2 separate regions of the Homo sapiens genome follow, and region 1 is linked to region 2. A link is an interaction called in ENCODE POLR2A ChIA-PET data of the cell type or tissue named here. Cell type or tissue: Panc1. All regions are shown on one strand. Each heading gives the region's core, and the rest is flanking DNA. Links, peaks and the distances in the headings are about the cores only. Region 1 overlaps YAP1 (Yes1 associated transcriptional regulator). Region 2 holds the start of MMP27 (matrix metallopeptidase 27).

What was found. ChIA-PET counts read pairs that join two places held together with the same protein. Peaks named below come from ENCODE experiments on the same cell type or tissue, not always from the same donor. Only the 100,000 strongest peaks of a DNase experiment are listed, where the experiment ranks them.
Region 1: POLR2A ChIA-PET joins it to region 2 with 14 read pairs; 2 of 35 experiments call an interaction of 5 or more read pairs at or near these places.

Annotation. Positions count from the first base shown.
Region 1 is chr11:102,228,641-102,237,892 of GRCh38, reverse strand. YAP1 (Yes1 associated transcriptional regulator) reads right to left here. Exons shown (of 9, transcript NM_001130145.3): 9 at 4,469-8,191. The coding sequence ends at 7,953. Among named protein-coding and RNA genes, the nearest start is that of BIRC3, 84 kb to the left of the region's middle. In Panc1, for the core only: no CTCF peak of the experiment used is centred there; no DNase peak of the experiment used is centred there; H3K27ac peaks cover 1,279 bases.
Region 2 is chr11:102,700,979-102,710,230 of GRCh38, reverse strand. It overlaps MMP27 (matrix metallopeptidase 27), which reads left to right and starts at 4,462. Exons shown (of 10, transcript NM_022122.3): 1 at 4,462-4,618; 2 at 5,456-5,694; 3 at 7,113-7,261; 4 at 7,350-7,478. The coding sequence starts at 4,517. In Panc1, for the core only: no CTCF peak of the experiment used is centred there; no DNase peak of the experiment used is centred there.

The DNA.
Region 1 (9,252 bases), core at 640-8,639, 470 kb after region 2:
TTCACTTTACCCCTGATGGAGAAAAAGTCTGAGAGACTCCAAATCCCACAGTAAGTGATGGCAGTGGGACACCAACTTAATTGGAATAATCTGCCTTTCAAATTTGTCATAGTGACCAGGATAGAACAACAAAACTATGAGAACACTGGAGATGTTCAGGTATTGAGAATTTTTCTTCAGTGATTTTGGAAGACTGATAGGGATTTAGTCAAAGTTTTAGCTCAAATCAGTGGAAAATTTCCTCAGCAACATCCTGAATTTGGGGTAGGGTTTGCCACTGCATTCCAGATAAAGATGTGGCCTCGAAGGTGAGCTGTGAGTTGGCTGTTAAGCACCCGTCACCCCCATCCCCGCCCGCTGCCCCTCAATGAAGCATCAGCTGTTTTCTGAATGACACTAAATGGGCTTAGGCTGGTTTTCTGAAACTCCCATAGCAGAATTCCACAGAAATTCCTTTGGCCTAGAATACAGAAAAGCTATGCTGTCTTTCAATGATTTGGACTGTAAAAGAACAACTAAATCTCAAGTCCACATTCTTCACTGGGCAGTCCCATTTGGGATTATTTTACAGGGCTCAACAGACTTACTAGTGCTCAGAGACAAAACACCTCAGCAAATGGCCTCCTTTTGGAAGATGATGCACATGTGGTTTTTGTGGTGTGACTTCAAATTACCTAACAGTCTGGCTGTCCCTGAATATGAGCCATTGTATCTCTTATAAAATCTAAGGTCTTAATTCACGGTCATCCAAGTGATCAGTCTTATCTAGTTGTGATCCTAGTATCATTTAGAATCCACTGGGCTACAGCCCATGAGGCAGATGCCTCTGCTGAACTCTGCCTGCAGATGTGTTTACCTCCTCTTCCTTTTTTTTTTTTCCCCCTGAGACAGAGTCTCGCTCTGTTGCCCAGGCTGGAATGCAGTGGCGCGATCTCAGCTCACTGCAACCTCCGCCTCCTGGGTTCAAGCAATTCTCCGTGCCTCAGCCTCCCCAGTTGCTGGAATTACAGCTGCCTGCCACCGCAGCCAACGAATTTTTGTATTTTTAGTAGATACGGGGTCTCACCATGTTGTCCAGGCTGGTCCTGAACTCCTGACCTCAGGTAACCTGCCTGCCTTGGCCTCCCAAATTGCTGGGATTACAGGCGTGAGCCACCGTGCCAGGCTTTACCTCTTATTCAGTAGAAAAAAGTGCCAAATACAAGTTGCTGAGAGGTTCCCTGAAGGAGGAGGAAGTGTCTTTAGCTAGGTTTCCCAATGGCTGCATCACTAGTGAAGCTCAGCTTTGAGTAGCTGGCTTCAGTAGCTCTTGGTGATAGCACTGATAGACAGGAGATTTTCTCTCAGATCCTGCCATTTAATCCAGATCCTTGAGAAAATTAGTTCAAGTTTGCCAGATATGCTATCATTTTAATTGTGTAAATCCACTGTAACATAAAAACCCGATTTGAAACAGAACAAATGCTTTAAAAGGAACTGAGATGTGGGGCACGGCGTGGTGGCTCAGGCCTGTAATCCCAGCACTTTGGAAGGTGGAGGTGGGCAGATTGATTACTTGAGCTCAGGAGTTTGAGACCAGCCTGGACAACATGGTGAAACCCCACGTCTCTACAAAAAATACAAAAATTAGCTGGGTGGGTGGCGCAAGCTGCTTGGGAGGCTGAGGCACGAGAACTGCTTGAGCCCAGGAAGTGGAGGTTGCTGTGAGCTGACATTGCGGCACTGCACTCCAGCCTGGGTGACAGAGCGAGACCCCGTCTCAAAAAAAGAAAAAAAAAAAAAAAAAGAACTGAGATGTGGCTTCTAATAATATCCCAAGTAAAATTACAACCAAATGTGAAGTTTAACTCATATTTTATATAGATTCTATGAAGGTCGTGGGAACTATAATTCCACAAAAATATACCTGGGACAAGATGTAAGGAAACGTGGGGAAAGGTATGTCACAACCCTAAGAAGTTTTTACAAGTTCCTTTTACAAAAAAATCAAGCCCTGTCCACTAACTGAGTGCAAACCAATACCAATTTCACAAAGTTACAGTACCTCTAGTTCTTGTTTCTTTAACAGTTAAAGTTTGTTTTTAAGTTAACTAGACTAGGTGTTCAAAAATTTTACAGAAGTAGACCCTTTGCTAAGAGGTCTCCAAATAATTGCTTTCAGTGGCAAAGATACTAGGTTTTTTGTTTCTAACAGGATCATAGCAGCTTGTAAGTCAGGTCACTTTGGGAGTTTTGTTTTTTGTTAAAATACGGCAGACTTTAATTCAGAATACCTTTTCAGTGTCATTTTGTTTTGCTCATGTCTTGATTCTGCAACTGTTTTCATTTGTGGCAGTATTAAGGCTATGTTTATGGTTAAGAAATTATCCATTTTACCTATGTCAGAGCTTTTTGTGTTCAAGGTAGCAAAACATATTTTATGTGTGACTTGGAAAAACTGTAGTACTAAATGTCACCGACTTCTCATCTGAATTTTAATTTAGTAGTTAAGCTTTAAATCAAAAAAGATTTATCACAAAGTTCTCATGGCTAAAAAAGACTAAGTGCCAACAGTTTAAAGTTGAATAGGGATGACATGGCAGACATCCTGCCAGAGCTACTGTTGATTCCAACAGCGTTAGCACATGTGGAACCCCGGAGCCAGGAATTTACCCGCAATAAAGCCAGGTTTTCTGTCAGTAAAACTGATGATTACAGAAGCAGGGAGAGTCTGGCTGCCATTAGAGAAGGTAAGAAAACATCATCAGCTCCTTGGGGCTGCCTTTCTTTTGTAACCTCAGCTGTCAAGAAATGGAAATCGGGGTTGGGGAATTAAACAAAACCCCCAGTCTACCGATCACTTCTGCAGTAGTCACCTAGGTTTCCTTTCACTAGTAGTTACTGATCTCTCTCCCCCTCCCCCTCCCTCTGGAAGACTGTTTTCTTGCTTATTGCAGCTGAGCAATTCACTTACTGAGCTGTTGAACTTTAATTTGGGGTCTAAGAAAAACATTATGTAAATCATGTTTTAAGTATGACTACTATACTTCTCAAGTATTTGGAATGTTCCTCCTTGTTCTCGTTAGAGGCTATTCCCAAATCTAAATACATTTTTCTGAGTATTCTGTTAAACTCAGAGTTAACTAAAGATGGTACAATTCTGGTTCAGAGATCCAGAATGAAGGCAGATTCACATTACTGGGCTTCACACCATCTGACAAAAAGTGTACCACCGTGGAGCAACAAGCACAGTGTCTACAGACACAAGGTATGGTTTTGAGCCAAGATGTACCACCACTATATCTGAACTACAAAAAGGAAATAATCAATTTCAAGCTACACGAAATTAGTGTTCTAACATAAAGAAATTATATATTGTAAAATATGAAGCATTTTCAGATTTGCCTCACCAAAATAGATGTGTCAATAATTGAAGCTATTATACACGCAAACACAGAAATCAATCTTTTTTTTTTTTTTTTCTGAGATGGAGTCTCGCTCTGTCACGCAGGCTGGAGTGTAGTGGCGTGGTCTTGGCTTACCGCAGCCTCTGCCTTACGGGTTCAAGTGATCCTCCCACCTCAGCCTCTCAAGTAGCTGGGATTGCAAGCATGCACCACCATGCCCAGCTAATTTTTGTATTTTTAGTACAGATGGGGTTTCACCATGTTGACTAGGCTGCTGTCGAACTCCTGACCTCGGGTGATCTGTCCGCCTCAGCCTCCGCCCACAATGCTGAAATTACAGGCGTGAGCCACCACGTCCAGCCATCTTTAAAGATACTCAAATCTACTTCTTATTCAAAGGTCAGGACCTACCACTTCAATTTGTGAATGTTTTTATTTATAAGCCAGTAAGTAATGCTTTTTACTAATATATAATATTCTCTCATGACCTCCAAAATAGAACAGAATATATATATATTCTCAGCCTCCCGAGTAGCTGGGATTACAGGCATGCGACACCACGCCCAGCTAATTTTGTATTTTTAGTAGAGACGGGGTTTCTCCATGTTGGTCAGGCTGGTCTTGAACTCCCAACCTCAGGTAATCCGCCTGCCTTGGCTTCCCAAAGTGCTGGGATTACAGGCGTGAGCCACCACGCCTGGCCTGAGAGAATATATTAAAGAAGTAAAACCAAAGGCCATTCTGAAAGACAGTGCCATGTTCTTATGTTCTCAGTGTCCTCTGTGCCGTCACATGTAGTGAAGTCATTTAAGAATCAAGCAGACGCAGTTCTGCTTAGACACTACCACGGATGAGGATGGTGTATGTGAAGAGTAAGAACACAAAGTTAAAAGAATTATATATCCATACTTCAAAAGTTCCAAATGTCAAGCCTAACTTAAAGCACAACGAAACTTAAGTTTAACTTGTCTTCCCAGTTACTACTGTAATCACCTTTTATTGCCAGTTCTTGTTCTATTGGAAGACCAGTAAGAAGCCAAAAAAAAAAAAAGTTTCAAATATCAATTGTTAAAAACAACAAAGAAGAGTTTAAGGAAAGAATATATTTGAACCACATAAACAAACAAAAAGGTATTACATAAGAAAAAATAATGTAACAATTTATGTAAGTACCTAACATATGAGCATGCTCTTACATCTAAAACAAAAAATAAAAAGGTAACATTGGTACTATATATATATATTTGACAAGTGTGCATTAAAGAATTCTCTAATATAAAACATTTAAAATGTGGAGAATACTTTTTCAAGATACAGAAAACAATTGTTATGATAGGCACACCCACAATTCTTATAACAACATGCTTGCGAGGATAAAATCCACCTGAGCACTCATTTCTCAGATGTACCAACGCTAGAAAAGTGTTAAGCACTGAATATTGCCACCCACTTTTGCAATGTTTGAGTTTCAACACTGATTGGTATGAATTCTGAATTACACAATTAATTACTGTTATTTTTCAGTCTTTCTGCCATGTTCCATATAGAAGGCATGTATTTAATATGAATACTTAACACAGCAACATTATTTGTAGCAAAGTCACTTCCCTGTGTTCATTTTTCCTTTAAAGGCACTACATTTAGAAAAGTTATTACAACAAATAGTGCTTTGGAAGATCTGAAACTCCAAATCAATGTGCTCCATCAACCATAAGTAGATCTAAGAAGCCCTGACTGAAAATAACACAAATGTAAAAAGTTGATAAATTTAAAGATTATAAAATTGGTTTATTGTAAAAGCAATTCAAGAATACCCAGTTAAAATCTTATCCCAATGCTACCCAATACAACCAAGAAGCAGTTAAGCACTTTTACATTAGGAACAAGGACATAAAACAAGAGACCACATCAAGGCTATGATTCAAACTCAAAAAGGGAAAGGACTCTTAGGTCTCCTTCAGGTCAGTACAGAGGGCATCGTAAGATCAAAGCACTGTGCCAGGTATCACAGTACTGCTACAACACTGAGGTATAACTGGGCAAATTAAAGTTGAGGGGTAAAGGAAGATCTCCATATTCATATTGTTTTGTGGGTGTACTTAGGTGACTGAAACTCTAGAACAGCTGCCTTTAATGGCAGCACGGTGTAAGACAAGTCTTTATTAAAGAGAAAGAAGTTTATAAAGTTCTCTATCAAGGTCCCCCTAAATCTTCACAACCCCCCCCCCAAACTTTCCCACCCTCCCCCTAAGCTAAAGCTAATCTGCTGATATATAAGATATAATCTTAATCTGTGGCTACTGGCAAATTATAGGCACTCCTTCCAAGTAGCTTTGATCTTCTGCACATTAAAAAAAATCCCAACAACATGCTATGTAATTCATATACCCAATTTTGCATTCTAGGTAGAATTTCATTACTACTCTAAAACTCCATCTGCAGTGGCCATTTCCCCCCAGACTTAATTCAAGATTTAATCTTTCTGCTGTTTTCTTAATAAAAGCCTTAGAGTCAATTATTATGAGTGATCAACCTATGAACTATTATATACAACACAGTGATTGCATTTTTTTGAGCACTGAAAGTACTTAAAATAAAACTTCTTACTTCCAACTTTTGCCCTCCTCCAAATTGAAGGGCCAAAATACTTAGATTTTGTAATTGGGGGGAAAAAAATCTATCTTCCCAAGCTGAGGCTTTTCATAGCAGCTTTTGCCAGGAGAAGAGATTTTATGCCTGTTATGAACCCTTGAAAATAAGGGCTTATTCTAGAAACATTGAAAGACCCTTAAAACACAGAGGTGCTAGCTGGTGCCACTTTAATTCACAACCAACTATTACTTCATAGCTTATATTGAAGAGTTAATTCATGCTCGTTTTGTTCCTTTAAAAAATACTCTTTGGAAACCATTATTACTCCTGTAGACACATACTCTAGTTACATCATCTCTTCCTGTAAAAATAAAGGTATAATCATGATTATCTCTATTTCTTTGCTAAATTCAACTACCAATATACATTTATTAATCTGATCACTTTTCCAGCTAACTCAAAACCTTATAGTATTCTATCCAGGGTCAATTTTCAGCATAGAAGTAGGAGCAAGTCTTGTAAGTAAGAACAATCTTGAAGGCAATATTTTAATCTAGTCGTTAATGTGTTCATTACAAATGAGAACTACAAACTAGAATTTACTTCCAAAACTAAGGCAAAGAAAACTTCCAAAGCTAAATGAAGGTAAACCACTATAAAGCTTATTTCTGTCATGCACATTATGAACCTACTCACTGAATTCCAATCGAGACTTAAAAATTAGTCCAAGGGAGAAAATAAAGCCATTTCTGGTTTGCTCCTTTCCAATTCATCAGATAATATCTACCGTATGCCCAGAGGGCGTGGAGCACTCCCCTAGGCACTATCCACAGTAATAGCTCTTTCTAGAACACTAAACTACTTCAAACATCTGCAGACTGCCCCAACCAGATTTAAACTACCAGTGAAATATAAACTACTAGTCATGTATTCTAAATGCATACAAAGCGCTACCATTTTAAAAATTAACTGGAAAGCAGGGAAACCTAAAAAAGGATACATTCCACTACCACACTATTATAAATGTTATGTTTGGGTGTGTGTATGTATATAAAAGAGAGAGCAGATAATCGAGATTTAAATAAGGTGGTAAAAAAAACCAGGAAATGAAGATTTTACCAAAACAACTACAATAACCATCCCAAGCTACAACTATTAACAGATTCACTAATATGGTCATTTGCCTAGGTTCCGACAAAACCAACCAACCAACCAACCCCCCCACCGACCCTGCCAAAAACAAAAAAAACAAAAAACCCAACAAAACAGAACAAAATGCACACCCACAAAATTATCCACCAAAATCTATATTAGAGTATGTGGCAATAATTAATATATTTATATGGAAATTGTCTCATGCCTTATAAGCTCCTAAAATAAAATCAAGGTCATTATGTGACTAATGATAGCACTAGGAGGAAAAGAAAATACTGAAAGTAAAACAGTCTTCAGCCTTGGTTTCAGCTATCTCTTCAAATCAGCATTAAGTATTTAATATCAGATATAACATTTTTGGCTTGTCAGACCAGTAAATCATGTTTTTCCACTGGACAAAGGAAGCTGAAGAAACAACTGTTGAACAAACTAAATGCTGTGACATGAAGCATCTGACTTCTAAGTCTGAGTATTTAGTTAAAATGATTGGTGAACATTTAACTGGGCAAAAGGAATGGCATCCATCATCCAAACAGGCTCACTTCCCCCAGCCCCCAAAATGAACAGTAGTTTTAATAGCAAAAGAAATAAAAAGTTTTTTTCTTTTGATTCTTTAGAGCCAACTGTGAAAGAGGTCAGCAATACATTAACAGCAGCAATGGACAAGGAAGAGCAAAATAGAGGATTAAAGTATCTTGCTGGACGTTTGTTCATCTTTTTCTGTATTAGCCTGAAAACTGCAACTGGCTTATGGAAATTTCCGGTGCATGTGTCTCCTTAGATCCTTCACAGATTTAGAATTCAGTCTGCCTGAGGGCTCTATAACCATGTAAGAAAGCTTTCTTTATCTAGCTTGGTGGCAGCCAAAACAGACTCCATGTCATTAAGGATGTCAGAACTCAAAGCTTCCTGCAGACTTGGCATCAGCTCCTCTCCTTCTATGTTCATTCCATCTCCTTCCAGTGTTCCAAGGTCCACATTTGTCCCAGGAATGGCTTCAAGGTAGTCTGGGAAACGGTTCTGCTGTGAGGGCAGGGTGCTTTGGTTGATAGTATCACCTAGTGGAAACACACAGAGATAACAAAGTCCTTTTTGAAAAGCTAACATCAGGGCTGTATCATATGAGCACAGAGAAATGCACAGGGAAAGAAAAGCGCTCCTGACTGACCTAAACTGATACCTAGAATTTATATCAGGTCAAACAACTCACAGATAACAAAATAACAATGCCAAGTTTACTTTTGCTTCAACATTGTTCAGATATCCAATAACAGCTTGATTGCTATTATGTGCTGAGCACTAAAGGAGTCATGAAAAAAATAAAAAAGCCCTTGAAAAATTATATGCAGCAGCGGGAGAAAGAACAAGTACACAACACGACAGCATCACTACCCTGTCTTCCAGATAAGCACCACCATAATAAGACTAAACATAAACATGAGTGGTATAGACCTACCTTGGCCTTAAATATACTTTGGGAAACACTAAAATAGAAAGACTGCAAGAATACTTTATTCTACCCTTAGGAGATGCACCTTCCTAACAGCAAAACAAGCCTTCCCAGAGGGCTTTGAATAAATCCATCTTCCTAGCCTTGCTTCTAGGTTTCCCAAACTTACTTGGCCACAGAGCCTTTTTTGCATATGACAACATTAACACTCCTCAGAGCTTCAATAGAACATACTTTCAGAAAAACTAACATAAACCATTAAGTGCTACAGGGGTCTGGAGAAGAGAGCAATACAGATTAGAGGAGTAAGTAAAGGTGTTGTGTGTGAAATGGGTTTGAAGTGGCTCCTAAGGATGATTTAACATCTAGATAATCAGAGAGGAGGGGTAGTGTGGATTCTAGAAAGCATCAAAGCCAGGAGCTGGATGAATACAGGCACAAAAGCCTTGCTAAACACTTTCAGAATAGAAGCAGTTAGTGAAAGAGTTGGTAGCTAAAGAACAGCTTCATTTCCCTGCCAATTCATGCACTCTGGCAGTTGTCAACTCTAGGGCAATGGTTGCCAGGTAAGCCACAGGAGAAATGCTTCCGTAATTACCCCTGTGAGGCAGGTATTTCTTAGCTCCTGCAAGACCCCTGCAACTATTCTTTTTTTTTTTTTTTTTTTTT
Region 2 (9,252 bases), core at 625-8,624:
TTAGGTTGGTGCAAAAGTAACCACAATTACTTTTGCACTTTGTCAGAGCAAAGTGAGTTACACAAACCAGTCCACCCCTTGTGCAACTAAATTAATGCTGTGGGTATGTGGCAGAGGACATCAGAAGAATCTCCTACAGCTTTGTTCCTTGGAGATTTAAATGATGGGAAATTGGATGAGCTTTCTCTGGAGTAACTTACCAGCCTCAGAAAAAAAAGAAATTACAGATACCAACACTGGAGAAATCTCAGTGTGGCAGGGCTGCTAATGACCTATCTTAACCTTCAGTCTACACTTCTTCTGCAGTGAGACTCCAATTTCATTTGAGGTAGCAATGCGTCATATTTTGTAGCCTTGCTTACAGCTAGGCTTACAGCTGGATATGGCCATGTGTTTATTTCTAGCCAAAATGTGTAAGCAGAATGTTGTGTGGGGCTTCTGGAAAGGGACTGGAAAATTACTTTTTCTCTGCCTTCCTCCTTCTTTCTGCCTGTAATGCAGATGTAATGGCTAGAGGTTGAGAAGGCAGCTGACTCATGAGGCATTGTACTGACAGAGTGGTGTAGCAAGGTAGATGTTGCCTACCCTTGATGATATGGAGCTGTCAAACAAACCCTAGGCTTCCAAATCTGGGCACTTTTTTTTAATGTGAGGCAAAAATACATTTTTATTTAACTAAGCATCTGTTATTTTGGGTTTTTGTGTTACATTCAACCAAATCTCATCCTGACTAATACATCACATGAAGGGTGTGGGAAGTGCCCCACCTCCCTGCAGTGAAGGTCATCAATTCACCATCCCTGCCTCTACACATGAGAGCTTCCAGTCTGCTTTCTTGCCTCTCATTCTTAAGCAGATTGCACAACACAAAGTCACCAAATATTTTTGAAAAGATTGCAGTGTGAAAAACAGAGACCAAAGGAGAGACTTTGAGGAACTAGAGACAATTGTAGGAGCAAAAGAAAATGTCGAAATAAACTAAAGTATACTTAACATTAACATTCTTTAAAAATAAGAAGAGACTGGGTACAGTGGTTTGTGCCTGTAATCCCAACACTTTTGGAAGGCTGAGGCAGAAGGACTGCTTGAGGCTCAGCATTCAAGACCAGCCTGGGCAACATAGTGAGACCTTGTCCCTACAAAAAAATAAAAATAAAAATATTAGCTGGGCATGGTGGCATGCAACTATAGTCCCAGCTACTCGGGAGGCTGTGGCAGGAGGATCACTCGAACCCAGGAGTTTGAGGCTGCAGTGAGTCATGACTGTGTCACCGCATTCGAGCTTGGGTGACAGAGTATGCCTTCTTTTGTTTATTTAAACAAACAAATAAATAAATATAAGAATTAAATATAAGAATATAATTTTGGATGTAAAATATGTCTTATTTATTTAATAATTTCTTATTTATTTAGTTATGAATTATGTATTATTAATTATTTAGTAATTTATTTAAATAAATAAATAAGACATATTTTATGTCCAAAAACACTAATGAAATGCAAAAAAAAAGCTTAAAAATGTAAAAGAATACTCAGAACTGGAAAGAGTTCTTGGAAATTAAATGTCTTAGCTGAAATTAACAATCGGTGGGCTGGAAAGTTAAGTTGGTAGAAAATAGGATATATTAGAAGCATAAAGACTCAATCTAGGAGGTCCAACAGATATGGAAAGAAAGAAGAGAAAATGAATGGGTAGAAAAGGAGAAAATGAATAGGAAGAAATTATAACCAAAACTATATTGGAAAGTTACCTTAAATTGAAGTTTCCATGAAAAAAAGGTCCACTTACTGTCCAAAAATGTTAATACAAAAGACCTACATCAAGAGCATAACTATAAAATTTATAAATATCTAGGTAAAGAGAAGATTTCCAAAACCTTTCAAAAGAAAAACATCAAGAATCAGAGTATAAAACTTTTCAACAGCAGCACTAGAGTCTGGAAAATAATGGAATCTTCATTATCCTTCAAAGTTCTCAGGCAAATTTATTTTAGACTGAAATTCTGTATCCAGTCATACACCAATCAAGTGTGAGGATGAAATAAAGGGCATTCTTAGGTATGAAAAAAATCAGAATATTTATTTTCCTTATATTCTTTCTTAGAAAACTCCTGAGAGACATGTTGCATCAAAACAAGGGAGTAAATCAAGACATAGGTAGAAGTGAAACCCAGTAGCCAGAGATCTAACACAGAGACACAATACAAGTTTTCTGGTTAATGAGAGGATGACAGTTCTACAACAGACCCAGACTGGAGAAGGCAAGCAAGGGGTCTCAGAGGGATGAGTTCAAGGGAAAAAAACTGCTGCTATATTTCCTGTCATGTTTGGTTATTCTGAGAGAGTTTAAGAGTTCTATGGAAGAATTTGGTAAAGAATTAGCATATAAAAATCAATTCAACTATCAACTGCGGAGAAAAAAGGCTATACAAGAAAGGAGATGTAAGGCCAGGCATGGTGGCTCACACCTGTAATCCCAGCACTTTGGGAGGCTGAGGGGGGTGGATCACCTGAGGTCAGGAGTTCAAGACCAGCCTGGTCAACATGGTGAAACCCCATCTCTACTAAAAATACAAAAATTAGCCAGGCATGGTGGTGCATGCCTGTAGTCTCAGCTACATGGGAGGCTGAGGCAGGAGAATTGCTTGAACCCGGGAGGCAAATGTCGCAGTGAGCCGAGATTGTGCCAATGCACTCCAGCCTGGGTGACAGAGCGAGAGTCCGTCTCAAAAAAAAAGGGAAAAAAAAGAAAAGGATATGTAATCATAGTATACTACGTGATTCTCTTGTGAATAATATTTTCATGGTCATAATTGTATGAACGCTGATTACGGGCTTAAACATTCCTATAACCAAATTAGGAAAGCAGAAGGAGTGTTAAGTCCTTCTTTTCCATAGGAAGATGTTAATAATAACATTTAACTTTGAAAACTCGAGAAATAGTAGCATAAGCACGTTATTTACAAATGTGGAGTTAAACATAAAGATAAAAAGCTATAAAAATAATTTAAAGAAGTTACCTTTGGGGAGCAGGACTTGAAGGAGCGAAAGGTTAGGGCAGAGAGATGCTTTTTCGTTACAACAAGATAGCACCATTTGACTTCCCTTTTTCTGGTAACTCTATTTTTTTTTAAATTTTGTTCTGAAATATTTTAGAGTTTAAAAAACACAAAAGAACAATACAATGAGCATACTTGTACTTAGCATACTTGTACTTAATACCATTATAACACAAATCCTGATCATGTCTGCCTTCTCCCCTTCATCCCATTGCTCCAGAGGCCAATTAAACAATTTAAACTATATACATATATTAAAACAGTAAATAATAATATTTCTGAAACAAGATTTATAACTGGGATGAGCTTTAAATGCAAAGGAAGTATGTATCTACTTAGATCCTATAAGTTCCTCAGCTATGCCATATAAATTTTGTTTAGGATATGGACAAGGAAGATTTAGAAAGGTGTATCGATTGAGGAGTTAACATTTGGGAAGAAAGGGAAGAAAATTTTAATAATTGGTAGAAGAAAAGGGGAGGACAAGTGAGGGAGGACATTGCTGTAACTAAGACTGTTCCTTCATCTAAAAGTAGCCCAAGTAAAGAAGAATATATTGAAATTAATCCAAAAGGCTCTCACTAACTATATTCTCACTTCTGATGTTAATTTTGGCCTTCATCATCCATGACCTCTATGACTCTTCATCTTCCCAGTCAGCTGTCTTGTCCATGAGACCCTCCATCCCATCTTCCATAGCTGTCTACATATGTATTTTGTTCCAGTCAGGCCAGATTTCCTGCAGCTTATTTCTGCTGTGTTACCTCCTTCCCATGGCCTCTTTGCACTCATACTTCTTCTTCCTTCCTCTGTAAATCCAAATTCTACACATTCTCCAAAACCCAGAGCAAGCCCTAGTGCAAGCCCCAGTGCAGGCTGTATTTAACTTGCATAAAACCTCAAGGCCACACTCATAAGCAATGATCTGCCTTTGGCCCTTCTTAGTCTTTACAATCTGCACTGTGTATTTGCCCACTTGCCTCCTTTTTGTCCTACATTAATTTCTGTATGTGTCTGAATTCTCCAACAAGATTGCATTCACAGGGGCAGGCAAACAGTAGGAATTCAATAAACATTTGAAGTTTATCTTAGTTAATAAGGGTAATCTGACTCCTGATTCATTTGTCTTTTTATGATAACATCCTACCAAGATATTCTGAGATTGCCTTCAAAAGAAAACTTTGCAAGGAAAAAAAAATAACTTGGAGGCTCACTTCCCAGTATATTCAATTCAGTAATAAGCACTAACTGTGTTTACTAAACAATTGCAGGCCAAGATTACAAAATCAGCTCAGTCAAAAAAAAAAAAAAAAAAAAGCAAATCATGACACACTTTATGGCAAGTGTCCCTTTCTGTTATTAATTAAATGATGATACAAGCCAATTCATGCCACGTCTCACTATTATTTTCTAAATTCTGTGCTAACAGAACCGGCTTCAGCTGAAGAAAGAGAGGAATGAAGCGCCTTCTGCTTCTGTTTTTGTTCTTTATAACATTTTCTTCTGCATTTCCCTTAGTCCGGATGACGGAAAATGAAGAAAATATGCAACTGGCTCAGGTACTGTCTTAATAAATGATATCGATGACTATTGATAAAAAGCTTATTTTATTGATTCTCTTGGGACCTAAAAAGAAAACACATTCCTGCAAAAGAGTCCTGAACTTTTTTGTGAGAAGGAACTGCTTTTCATTTGTCTATCTCTGACGATATCAGGAAATTGTGTTGGGGAGGAGGGCTGGCACAGGGAGGGGGAAAGGATCTGCTATAACTTTTAGCAATGGTCACAAATGAAGGGATGTTTAGTGCGAGGAGAAAGGAGAGAGCCCTGCAAGGTATGGAGATCACTATAAAAGCATTTCAAGACAACCAGGAGGACCCAATCTACAATTTGGAGCCCTAATCCCTATATGTATGAAAAAAAATACATTGCTTTACAGATTCCCTCTAAAAATCAGTTCAGTTAACTTTTTATTTTTGGTTAAAGCAAATACATGTGCAAAATGGATAATCACTTATTTATCCTAGAACTTGTTTCAAAGAAACACCAAAATGAAAGTAACAGCAAAAATATGTAAGATAGGTCATCATTCAACAGACAGACGAAGCTTCATTCTCTTCTGTGGAGGTTTAAGAGCTGCGTGCTTTGGCTAATTCTGGTCACTCATAAGTCAACCAAGTCTTGGAAATTGAAAGAGCAGGGTGACTCGTTATTTTCCTCTTTGTGTCCTTCCTTTCTTCTTTCCTCCTTCACTCCTCACTTTCTCTCATTACTTCTTTTTTTTCCCCTTTCCTATTGCCAGAAGGAATTTTAGGCAATTTTGCTTTATCCTGAGATGGAGATTTGCTCTCCTGTAGTCTGTGCCTCTTTTTTTTTTTTCTTATCTTTTTGGTCAGGCATATCTCAACCAGTTCTACTCTCTTGAAATAGAAGGGAATCATCTTGTTCAAAGCAAGAATAGGAGTCTCATAGATGACAAAATTCGGGAAATGCAAGCATTTTTTGGATTGACAGTGACTGGAAAACTGGACTCAAACACCCTTGAGATCATGAAGACACCCAGGTGTGGGGTGCCTGATGTGGGCCAGTATGGCTACACCCTCCCTGGGTGGAGAAAATACAACCTCACCTACAGGTAATGCTTCTGCCAGCTTATTTCCGCCTAATCCAAAGGAACATAAAGATAATTTCCAAGGAACAGAATAATATTCATTCAATTGACTGAGCACTTCCTGTGTGCACAGCACATCTTAGGCTCCATTTACGGTATCTTCCCAACAAACCTGTGCTGTAGGCTCTGCTGCTACCACCATCTTAAATACAGAGAAACTGAAACAAAAGTTTATTTACCGTGGCTGAGGTTACACAGCTCTTACTGGCTCCAGCAGACATGCTCTCATCTCTAGCCTCTGCCACCATCATATAAGCTCCCAACAAATACTGTCATCTGACTGCAGATACTTGACAGCATGAATGAAGGGTGCCCAAGAGAAAATGGGGAGACCCTGGAACACAACCAGTTTATGTCAGAGACATGTGTGTGTGAGAGAGAGAGTTGCCAAATCTCAGATGAGCCCCTCAGAGCAAAGTAGGGTGTTTCCCTCAGACATCTCAAGGAAAAGGGGGCAGGCTGACTCATTGGCAGGAAGAGGATGAGGTATGCCTTTGATCTGAGACAGAGACAGTCACCTTGACCATCACTCTACAGCCTTTCTGATAGTTCTTCTTTCATCTTACTGAGTGCTAGGACTTGAGATAAAAATGAATTTAGCAAGATAGGCAACATAAACGAGAAAAATCTTTTCCTGAGCAATTCTTGTGGTTCTCATGTAAGATTCTTAATATATGGACTGGGTGTGGTGGCTCATGCCTGTAATCCCAGCACTTTGGGAGGCTGAGGCAGACGGATCACCTGAGTTCAGGAGTTTGAGACCAGCCTGGCAAACGTGGCAAAACCCCATCTCTACTAAAAAACACAAAAATTAGCTGGGCCTGGTGGCACGCGCCTGTAGTCCCAGCTACTCAGGAGGCTGAGGCATGAGAATCACTTGAACCTGGGAGGCAGAGGTTGCAGTGAGCCGAGGTCGCGCCACTGCACTCCAGCCTGGGGGACAGAGCGAGACTCTGTCTCAAAAAAAAAAAAGTTCTTAATATATGGTACATGCACAAGACTGATTTCTACAAGCCATTCAAAAAAATGATTCTCAGTTCTTTTTAAGAATGTCTTTATAATACTTTCATATACAAGCCAACACGTACATGAGATAAATGCTGTCTTGGGATGTGATCTTAGTGAAGTCATTTAACCTCTTTCAGCCTCCTTTGTTGAAGTGTTAATACTACTGATTCATAGGGAAGATAAAGGAATTTAATTCTATAGTATATGTAAGAGTATTTCATTTAAATAAAGTGCTAATGCAACTGTAAGATAATTGCACCACACCAAAGTTACTGCAGCACATTATTGATAAGCTAGAAATGTTTTTTGTAGTTATGTGTGTATATTCATGCATGAATAAGCCAGAAATTGACATATTTTTGTTAATTTTTAAGAATAATAAACTATACTCCGGATATGGCACGAGCTGCTGTGGATGAGGCTATCCAAGAAGGTTTAGAAGTGTGGAGCAAAGTCACTCCACTAAAATTCACCAAGATTTCAAAGGGGATTGCAGACATCATGATTGCCTTTAGGACTCGAGGTAAGGTTTTCAACAGAGAGCAAAGCTATTTTTATCTCAGGAGATTTGAGGAAGCTGATCTTTTTTCCTCGCATAAATTGTATCTCAGTCCATGGTCGGTGTCCTCGCTATTTTGATGGTCCCTTGGGAGTGCTTGGCCATGCCTTTCCTCCTGGTCCGGGTCTGGGTGGTGACACTCATTTTGATGAGGATGAAAACTGGACCAAGGATGGAGCAGGTGAGTCTAATTTTCTTTATGAACAAAATCTTATTATTCTAAAGAATCCCTGAAAAGAATAGCTTTGTAACTAGCTGCTTTTTAACTGTAAAGTTCCCAATGTCCCCACAATTTTCCATATTCCAAGATGACCTTGATGGAAGTGTTCAATACACCCTCATAAAGTGGCTACTTCTACTATGATCAGAGCAGTCTTCATTATTTATACATTCATTCATACACCCATAATGTCTGAGGGGCCACTGTGTGCCCGGAACTATACAAGGTGTCCTATGGACCCCAAAGTTGTACTAGAAAAGTGTAAGCCTTCAGAGGTTCATGATCCTGTGTGGTACACAAGGCCAGCCCACATACCTGCCATATAAGGCAGAAGATGTTTTGTGTTGTACCAGTGGCAGAAGTCATCTGTTGCTTGAGGATTGAAAGAAGACTCTAGGGAGGTGGTAATTTTGAGTTAGCAATTAAAGGACAGTATATGGATTCATAGCCCATAGAGGCTCTAATTCAAAGCATGAACTTCCTCTTCTAACTCTTGCCCAGCTGCAAAGGAATCAGACCTTAATCCTTATATTTGACTTATTTCTTCAAACCAAGTAAGTTTATTTTATTTTTCTCAATGGGTCTGCCTGGCATTCAAGGTGTTTTACTACTGTTCTGACAAAAATATCAAACTGTACTATATTAACAGGTAGCAATGTAGGCCTCAAAGAAAAGAGCAAGCTCAATAGATTTTTGGGTCCCCCATTCTTTTGTTCTGTCATTGGCAATAGTTACCTTGGGTCTGGTGTCTAGCTTCCAGAGTCACAGGAAAGCACAGGTTGTAGTGGTCCTGATGGATAGTATACAAGGACACAGATCATTCCCGACCATGTATCTCCAGATAATCGGTCTAGATCAGCTTTGCACTTTCTGTGAAACTAAAAGTCTGTCACACAAAATGGTCCATGGCCACTCACTGCTCAGTCAGAACAGGTGATGCAACTGTTTTTCCAAGTGCCAGTGAAAAGGGCGAAAGTCAGTACTGGCTGAGGTTCAGGCAGCAGCAGGCAAAATCTGGGATTGGCTGCTGCCATTGCCACATGACTTAGCATCACAAGCAGACAAGAAATTGAAGGAGGTAAGATAACATTGTCACCCAAGCAAGAGAGGAAAGGAATGAACCATGTCTGTTGTGTATCTTCTGCTGAGACATGTTTCAATATTTCTTTGGTATTAGTCTGAAGACACTGCGGGTGTGTTTCACCAAACAGTTACAGGAAATATCCTAGCACTTGCCAAAATCAGAATGACTCCCCTTGCTCAGCCAGGCTTTACTTTCATAGCTAGAGGCAGAGATCAAAGATTTCACTATCCTTTTGTCTCTTAAATCCAATGCTAAGTAGCAGTTCCTCTTACCCATACTGCTTTAAGCCCTCTGCCAAGGGGGACATGTGGGGTAAGTTATTTTTTTTTAAGTCCGATGTATCTGGGTTCCACATCGGTAAGGCTCGCTTGAGCAAGGCAAGAGATAAATACAGTCCTCAACCAAGTTCTGGGTGGGCAACCAGGCAGCAGTTCCAAAAAGGATTGTCTTCTGACCACTTTATTTCAGTCCCTCAGAGTAGAAATTGTGGGCCCTCTGTGATCCAATTGTATAACTCTTAGTTCACTGACATTAAAGGGGAAAATACCTTCCTCTTCTCCAATGGAAACATAAAATATCAAGCAAACGTAATCTCCAACAAAATTGCAATTTTTAAAAAATAGGCAATTCAGCAATAACCTATATGATCAC